Regions from separate parts of the Mus musculus genome. Here region 2 is linked to region 1. Evidence: chromatin loops called from intact Hi-C (ENCODE). Cell type or tissue: heart. All regions are shown on one strand. Each heading gives the region's core, and the rest is flanking DNA. Links, peaks and the distances in the headings are about the cores only.

What was found. A loop is a pair of places that touch in the nucleus more often than their neighbours do. Peaks named below come from ENCODE experiments on the same cell type or tissue, not always from the same donor. Only the 100,000 strongest peaks of a DNase experiment are listed, where the experiment ranks them.
Region 2: it touches region 1 in a loop (4-fold over the local background); 6 of 42 quality-filtered maps call a loop at or near these places.

The regions. Positions count from the first base shown.
Region 1 is chr1:152,766,552-152,770,945 of GRCm38, reverse strand. Arpc5 (actin related protein 2/3 complex, subunit 5) reads right to left here. Exons shown (of 4, transcript NM_026369.2): 1 at 4,079-4,394; 2 at 2,013-2,085. The coding sequence starts at 4,221. Among named protein-coding and RNA genes, the nearest start is that of Arpc5, 2.2 kb to the right of the region's middle. In heart, for the core only: a CTCF peak has its summit at 2,588 (motif pointing right); a DNase peak (open chromatin) is centred at 2,645; H3K4me3 peaks cover 1,354 bases; H3K27ac peaks cover 1,335 bases.
Region 2 is chr1:152,384,367-152,388,760 of GRCm38, reverse strand. It overlaps Tsen15 (tRNA splicing endonuclease subunit 15), which reads left to right and starts at 2,079. Exons shown (of 5, transcript NM_025677.3): 1 at 2,079-2,302. The coding sequence starts at 2,177. In heart, for the core only: a CTCF peak has its summit at 2,095; a DNase peak (open chromatin) is centred at 2,120; H3K4me3 peaks cover 1,201 bases; H3K27ac peaks cover 740 bases.

The sequences.
Region 1 (4,394 bases), core at 330-4,329:
GGGGTGATTCCAACAACACTGGCTGGTTCTGGCTGGCATGTGAGTCGAGGTGGTAAGAAGGGAACCCCCTCTCTTTGTTGGTTTGCTGTTTTAGAGACCGGGTTCCTCCTTGTAGCTGTGGCTGTCCTGGAGGTTACTCTGCAGAACAGGATGGTCTGGAGCCCACAGACCCCCGCCTGCTTCTGCCTCCTGAGCTGTGGGATTAAGGGTGTGCGCCCACGTCCGTGCGCGCCCACGTCCAGCTCAGGAACACATTTTTTTTGATAGAACTGAAGGCAGAACTGGGGACTGATAGACTGATGGACTGATGGGAAAATTTAACAATTTATTATAACATTTAAATTTACTTCTTGGTCTTAAAAACTCCTAACCAAAGAAAAAAACTGATTTATGTAATTCTATCTTGTTTGATCTTTCAAGAGTGGTTATTTTCTTAAAAGATCCCTTTTAAAACCATGTAAAACTTTTTAAACTTTCCTACTTACAGACGTTAGATTTACCTATACTTATCTCTGAACTTCTCCTCTGGGAGAGCCTGTTCCAGAAGCACAGGTGTCCCCTTAGGCATTGTCTAAGCAGAGGGGACACGGAAGCCACCCTCTCAGCTGTTCACTGCTCCTTCTGTTCAACACAGTGGGGTCTTCGGAGTTCCTATGGGCGGGGTTTTACATAATGTTTGTACCGCCAACGTTCTCTTCAGTTTAAAGACTGACTGACATTTCCCTATATATCTTTGCATCTAGAGCTATAACCTCCTATCCACAAGCTGCCAAAAAACAAAATCAACAAACAAACAAACAAAACCACATAAAATCAGAAGGGGTAAAATTGAAAATTTAATGATGTTCCTAACAACTTTTAAGGAGCAAAGAAAAAAAATTCCCCAATATAAAGTTTTGTGGCTGCAATAATTATTATGTTTTTACATATTACTCTTCAATTAAGGTTCTTAGGTTCCTGAGATGTAGGCTTTTACAGGGCTTTGCTTAGCCTGCATTTTAAACAATAAACAACTAAGCAGTTCCCTAAGAATCAGTGGAGGGCTGATGTAGGGATGTAAGCTACAAAGCTCTTCTGAGAGATTTGGCAATGCTTTGTGTATCAAAAGTCTTTAAAAAATGTCATTTTTGTGCTAGCATTTCTCTTCTGGGAATTTTATTGACATAAATAATTAAGATTTAAAATGATCAATTTTAGCAGGAAAAACTAGAAAATCTAACATGCAATAACAGGGATCAGTTGCATATAAGATGTTACATACTAGTGTATAGCAGTTAAATGCCACAGAAATAATCTATTGCTAAGGAAAGAAGATCATGTACATGACTACACAGCTGGAGTGTAAGATTCTATTTATTTTTTAAAAGAGCACAAACCCTTGTAGAAACTCCTTAGGTGTGCAGCGATACCATATAAGGCAGTGACTGAGACCCAAGGAATAGCATGGAGATCACCTTTTTAAGCTTGCATGCTTTGTTTTCTATAATATTTACAAAATTAGGAAAAACTATAAGACCCAAGGAAGTAGGACAGAGATCACCTTTTTAAGGTCACGCATGCTTTGTTTTCTATAATATTTAATATTTACAAAATTAGGAAATCAAGAAGCAGCTGTGTGTGTTTGGCAAATTTATTTTTCAAGCCCATTTAAATCCAACCTGAGTGGATTCCTCCTGAAGCACACGCAGAAGTGATGGCTCTATCCTTTAAATTTACTGCACTCCACACGGCACTCTCCTAACTCTACATTTCAGGGCTATTTTTTTCATGACATTTTTACTTGTCACAAGCTCCCTTTAAAGCTGGACGTGGTGGCATATACCTTTAATCCCAGTGGAGGCAGGAGATCTCCTGAGTTTCAGACCAGGTTATAGACTGCGGTTCAGTCTCAAAAGTCACACTGTAAACTCTTGTGTCAAGGACAGGAAATAGGTACAATGTTGACTGTGGGGCATCAAAGGACTTTGCTAATAGTGAAACAGAAGAGATTAATGCTGTAGTCTGAAACTCACCTTCACTGCCTGGCTCTTTGTGTTAATAGGGGGGTTTTTCAGAGCAGCCTGGAGAGCAGCTGTCATGTTTCCTGTAACGAAGGTTAAGGGTGGAACAGAAAAGGATGGCCCCTGCTTTACAGGAATATTGGTTTTTGACTTGACTTTCTGCACAGTAACAAAAGTTACTATGGTCATTATGTTCGATATTAGAAACTGCATGGGTGTGTTTCCCACATGTCAACCAATGGTAAAAATACTGGAATTAAACAATAGATTTAAAAAAAAAAAGCAAAGACTGTTTTGACCTCAGTTCTATCAGTCAAATAGATTACACTTTCCAGTGAGATACACGCAATTGTCTAGATGGGTATTCAAGAAATCTTAAGACTATGTGTTAAGAATTATTAGGTCACCAAATGATGCAGTTTACCAACAAAGTATACCACTTGTCTGTGTGACTCTTGCTGGAAAACAACCCTAGACTTTATACTGAAACTACACTGTGTATTAACTGAAATGCTGGCTGATTATTCTGGCAATCAGAATGGAAGAATAGCTTAATATGAACAGGGCTCTGGATGATGTAGTAACCCGCACGACCTGTAGGTGGCAGCTTACTTTATTTCCTACAGGTTATTCAAACTGGGCTGGACCATCCATACCTACTCAGTCTCTGAAAGCACTGGTGAGTTAGCAAGCAGGGGAAACGGAAGGCCAATCAGACTGTCAGAACAGACAGTCATTTCCCTAAAAGGAGAAACAGAGTCACTGGTTCCTCCATCTGTAGTACCCGACCAATCTGAAGTCTCTCCTAGTTAGAACCAGAGACAATATCTTTATATTTTAAAATGGATTGACAAAAAGGTAGACTGAATTGATAATGAACACAGCAGTAGGAATCACCAGAAATTACCTAAAATACATTAGTTTAATAAAATATCATATATCCACCATAAAGACTAAAAAAAAAAAAAAAAAAAAAAAAAAAAAAAAACCCAAACAAACAAAGAATAAGCTCACCATTTCTGTGCAAAGGGTCTAATAAAAAATTATCTACAGTAGGTAATAAACTACTGTCAAGCCTGCATGGTCTTTTAAAGAAAAAAAAAACCCAAGTATTTTAACAAATAATCAAATTAGTAACAACTGTGAAAGTTATGGTAATGAAAGTTAAACCTATACTGCACATATATGTACGTTTGATGCTGTGGTTACCACTGTTTTTGCTCACTTTCTTCATTATAATCTAGTAGAAAATTGATGAGGGGAGAGCTGTATGAACAGACTTAATGAATACGATTTTTCTAAAGCTCCAGTTTGGATTTTTGTAACATTCTATTTTTCTAAGGGATCGATGCAAATGAATTTCGAGGTTATGAATATTCAGATATGCAAACCAAGGAACCAGGAACTGACAGCCATGTTTTAACTAGAAGGGAAACAATTTCAGAAAAACAATGTTGATTTATAGAACCGACTCATTCTCTGCTTTATTCACTGGGGTTCATCTTATATTATTCCCAGGGATTCTCTGCATGCATTCGCTATCCCTTTTTTAGTGGCCTTTTCTTAGCAGGTGAAAGGTTCCAAGCTTTAACTGGGAATTTTGGAGAAGAAAACTCCCTTCGGCTCGTTCATGAATTATAATGCCACCTTGCCAAAGCCCTTCTCTCTTAATAAACAATGCTGCCGATGAAATAGCCCCGGGGCTGAATGTACCGAGGGCCTCGATTTGCGAACCGCTCCATCTCTCCTGGCTAGGGATAAACTATCCCCGCTCCGCCAACCACACACACCGGACAGGAAAGCAAGACTCCAAGCGGGACGCCCGTGTCCCCACCGGGCAGAGACTGGCTCAGGTGCCCACTAGGACACCAGCGGTGCCCCGGGGAGGGCGCGGCCGCTTAGGACCGCGCACCTGAGGAATCGGGGCGCCGCCGGTAAGTTCGCCGGCGCGGCCGCGGGGTACAGGCGGCCTGCTGGCCCCGGGAGCTCCTGTCCTCCGTCCCCACCTAGAGCCGGGCACAGCCGGTCGCGTGGCCCCGCGTCCCCACAACCCCCGGCCGCCGCGAGCGTAAGGATATTGCCGTAGGCACGAGTCCACCTCGCCCTCGTCGGGCCCGGCCTGGCCATCGCCGCCGTCCTCCTCGTCCACGAACTTGTTCTCGTCATATTCGTCCACGTCCACCTTCCGGAAGCGGGCCGACGACACCGTGTTCTTCGACATCCCGGATCGCGACGCGACGCTGGCCTGCCCCTCCGCGGTGCCTCTCCTTTAGCGAGCCCAGCCCGGTCCGACTCACTTCCCTCTTCCGCTCTGGGGCGTCGCCGGCAGCCGCGGCTTGCAAGCTTCTGGGCCTGCGCGCTAGCGGGCTCGGCCTCCTCCTCTGCTTGCAGCCA
Region 2 (4,394 bases), core at 209-4,208, 380 kb after region 1:
CTAGACACCCCCCCCCCAACCAGAGCTTCCAAGAACTAAACCACAAACCAAAGAGTACACATGGAGGGACCCATGACTGCATATGTAGCAGAGAATAGCCTTGTCTGGCATCAATGGGAAGAGAGGCCCTTAGTCCTGTGAAGCCTTGATGCCCCAGTATAGGGGAATGCCATTGCAAGGAGTCGAGAGTGGATGGGTAATCCTCATAGAAGCAGTGGGAGCGGGATGGGATAGGAGGGGAAACCAGTAAAGGGGATAACAGTTGAAATATAAAATAAATAAAATAGCCAATCAAAAGAAAAAAGAAAAAAAAAAAAAGAAAATCTTCCCTTGCAGATGTTGGAGTGTTGTTCACATAGAATCTACTCTCAGATCTCCCTCCTGAGTTCCAGGATCTCCATTCTCAGTTTAGCAACCAAATGCTATTAACTCTTTGACCGATTTAAGCTCTAGGAGCCAGAGAGGAGAGTTTCTTCATTTCTGATCTCTTGAATTAGTGTCAGTGTTTGCTGCTTCAGGGAGCCTCCTAATTTTAGTAGTATTTGCTTTTGGGAGAATGTGTCAACAGCTGTTTTATGGAGGCAAAAATAATGATTTCATATGAATCTTTGTAGGTGGAGTTTGCTCGTAGTTAGTTTTCTGATATATTTAAGGTTTTCTCTTTTTCTTTTCTTCAACAATGGGAACTCATGTCTCGTTTAATTGGTACTTTTTTTATCATTTTGTAATGGCAAATTTATTTCATTGAAATTGTGAAAAAAATTGGCCATCATTTCTTCAGTGTTTTCTACCTCCTTCTCCTATTAGTTCACTAACATGGGGCAACTCCTTAAGGCGTTGTTCATTCTCTGCGTGTTCGTTTACTGTGACAGGTTTTGATCTATAGTCCAGGCTGATCTAGAACTCACTCTGTAGACTCAGCTGGGCTCAACATCACAATCCTCCCATTTCAGCCTCCTGAATACTGAGATCATGATCATTCACCACTAAGCCTGGCACTTTGCCCCCTGCCACCCTCACACTTATGAAAATAACATCTCACTCTTTGTTCATCTGTAGTGATTTCTCTTGATCTATCTGCAACTTCACCTGCTCTTCCCCCCAAATTCCATTTTGGTTGTCAAAAATCACCCACTGGAAATCTTTATTTCCAAAACTGTAATCTTGAACTACAGAATACCTATTTGGATTTTAAAAAAAATTTTCATTTTTGAGATTTGACCCTTGAGATTTCCATCCATTAAAAATATGGTTTGTTGTATTTCATTGCTGATGGATGTAATGGTCTCATCAAAGTTTTGTTTCAACACAAGATTCTTTTTTTTTTTTTTTTTTTTTTTTTTTTGGTTTTTCGAGACAGGATTTCTCTGTGAAGCCCTGGCTGTTCTGGAACTCTCTCTGTAGACCAGGCTGGCCTCGAATTCAGAAATCCACCTGCCTCTGCCTCCCAAGTGCTGGGATTAAAGGCGTGGGCCACCACTGCCTGGTTCAACACAAGATTCTTAATCTACTGCGTTTTGAATCACAAGTTTTCTTTTGCCTGGTACTTTTTTAATTTTGGAAGCCTTTTTGGTCTTGGTTAATATAGTGGCTTTGTAACCACTCCTCTTAATACCAGGAACCTCCACTGGCTCCTTTCTTACTCAGGGTAAATCCAAACCCACTTGCCATGTCCTACCCATCAGTCTGAAGGGTCACATCTTTGGCTTTTTAAGTCATTTGTTTACGTTAGTTCTCAGTACCCGTTCAACACTTCATGTTTTTTTCTAATCTTGAAAGATGGACTTGCTTTACAACTGTGTTTTAATTTTAAACTTCGACAGCAGGGCATTGAATGGGGTCTTTTTCTGCTCCCAGGAATTGAAGGCAAAGACGGGTTAAGAATCCTTCATTTCTCAAGCTAGAGAGCACGGGTTTATGAAGGGCTGAAGAATTCTGAATTCAGGTTATTAGTTAACTTTCTCTACCCTACAACCTGCCCAGACTGGAGGTGGTGAAGAGGGAAGGTGGAGGGGGCGGAGCTCATCCGCGCTGGTGCCGGTCCCTAGTCAGAGGGCGTGGCCCGGCCAACTCTCCGCCCAGTGTGCGCGGCGGGAAGCGGAACTCCCGCGCGCTGGACCGTCTGCTTCTGGCCGAGCGGGGTTTGCGGTGCACCACGGCTTTCTGCGCGGGCGGCATGGAGGAGCGCAGCGATTCCAAACCTACCCCGGGATGTAGCGGGCCTGGCCCGGCTCCCGTTCGCGATGGCGGCGGCGCCCACACATGGGCTCCGGAGGACGCCTGGATGGGCACACACCCTAAGGTCAGGAGGCGCGAGGCCAGCAGGGCGCCGACCCGGCCCTCGGCACCGCGCTCCCTCTCCGGCCCGCGTCTCGGCGGAGGACGCACGCCAGCCTCGCGGCGTGGGGTAGGGGGGGACCCCCGAGTGCAAGGCCACTGGTCGCCCGCAGTGTCATTTTTGTTTGTTTATATGAGTTATATAGTATAGATTAACACCATTCCTGTCATGCTGCCAAGGCCACTCTTAACCCAGAGGCCGCTGATGAGCCCTCCATTAATACCTGTTTTCCTAACTATGTAGTCCTTTCTGAGATGGGCTGAGTCCACAGCTAACCGATCAGAAACAGTTTGTGGACTACGGCTGAGATCTAGGAGTCCGCAAATAATGTATTTAGGCACAGTCGTATTACACTTAGCCTTAGGCCCAAAGTGTGCATCTTGATTCTGTATGGGGACAGAATCCTAATTTTTCTTCTTTCTTGGAAAGCTTGAGTAAGTTCTTGTACAGGCCAGAGAACTATTGACATTGTATTTTCTGTGTTGGCCTCAAGGAAAATAAGGATAACCTTCTGCTTGCTTCTGCTTGGGAAATTGATAACTTTGTATCCGTTAAGCCACAAGCAGTCTGCTGATAATGAATGAAGGCTGTACAGAGACCTCCAGGACTGGTTCATTAATAAAATGGCAACTCCCCCCTTTGAGAGTTATTGAGTCGGATAAGTGTGTTAAAACAATCAAGGAAAGCGAATATTTGTAAATACAAATCTTAAAAAAGGAACCTTTCAGCACTTCATGAAGCTTGGTGGGTTTTTTTATTTTTTGTTTTTGTTTGTTTGTTTTGGTTTTGGTTTTTCGAGACAGGGTTTCTCTGTATAGCCCTGGCTGTCCTGGAACTCACCTTGTAGACCAGGGTGGTCTAGAACTCAGAAATCCGCCTGCCTCTGCCTCCCGAGTGCTGGGATTAAAGGTGTGAGCCATCACGCCCATCTATGCTTGGTGTTTTCTTTGATTTCCCATCATCGACTCCATAAACAATAGCGTGGGAATGTCACTAGTTACCATAACGACAGGGGAGGATGTAGAGAGAAACAGAGAAGACATCAACAGTGACTAGGAACATGGAGGCCAGTTCAGACTTCCCAAGTTTGAATCTTATTTCTGTTTCAAAGTTGGTAAACTTTGACTTGTTTGACTTCATCGCAGTTCTGTTTCAATTTTTTGACGTGTCTCGGTATATTTACCTCTCTTCATTAAAAAATAGGGATAATGGTAGTACTTAACCTCATAGGGTAATGTTTATAAGGTGTCTGACATAAAAAGTACTATATAAGTATTAGTAACCCATTGAAACTCCATCTAGGTTTGATGTTGCCTCTAGACAGTTTTCTTACTTGCAGATTCTTTTCCCATTGAACTTAATGGCTGTATAAACCACCAAATCTTCCTGATTTTTTTTTTTTCTTCCAGGAACAACAAATTAGACCTTGTAGCCTAACACAAAGTGATGTCTCAGTACCACTGTCAAGCACTTTTTGAGATCTGGGGCACGTAAAGTCCTTCTTTTGAACCTGCACATTTATCATGCAGCCAATTAGGTCTGCCCTCTCAAGGTTCTGGAATATCTGATCAGCCATACCTGCCCCACTGTGTGTGGATGCCCAGGGCCTTACCACACCTGCCCCACTGTGTGGATGCCCAGGGCCTTACCACACCTGCCCCACTGTGTGGATGCCCAGGGCCAGGGCCTTACCACACCTGCCCCACTGTGTGTGGATGCCCAGGGCCTCCCTGCAGGGGTAGATTCCTGGGATTTTCCTATTACAGCTAGCAAGTCTGAAAGAAGTAATTTGCTTCTTTAAAGCTCAAATAACTCCCACTCAAGAGCAGGAGGTGTTCAGAATTTAGCAGATTTTTTTCTATATGCAAATTAGATGCCAGAGAAATTGAGGCATCCCATAACGTAGCCCAATGAAAATCTAAATTTTTTTCTGCTCCTGGTGGCAATGATTCTTTATAGACTTGACTTTCTGTAGCTTATTCTTGGTTGCCATAATTTCTCCCACTGGACCATTGCGCTTCTCCATACACTCAAGTCCTGCAAGGCTGACTGCATC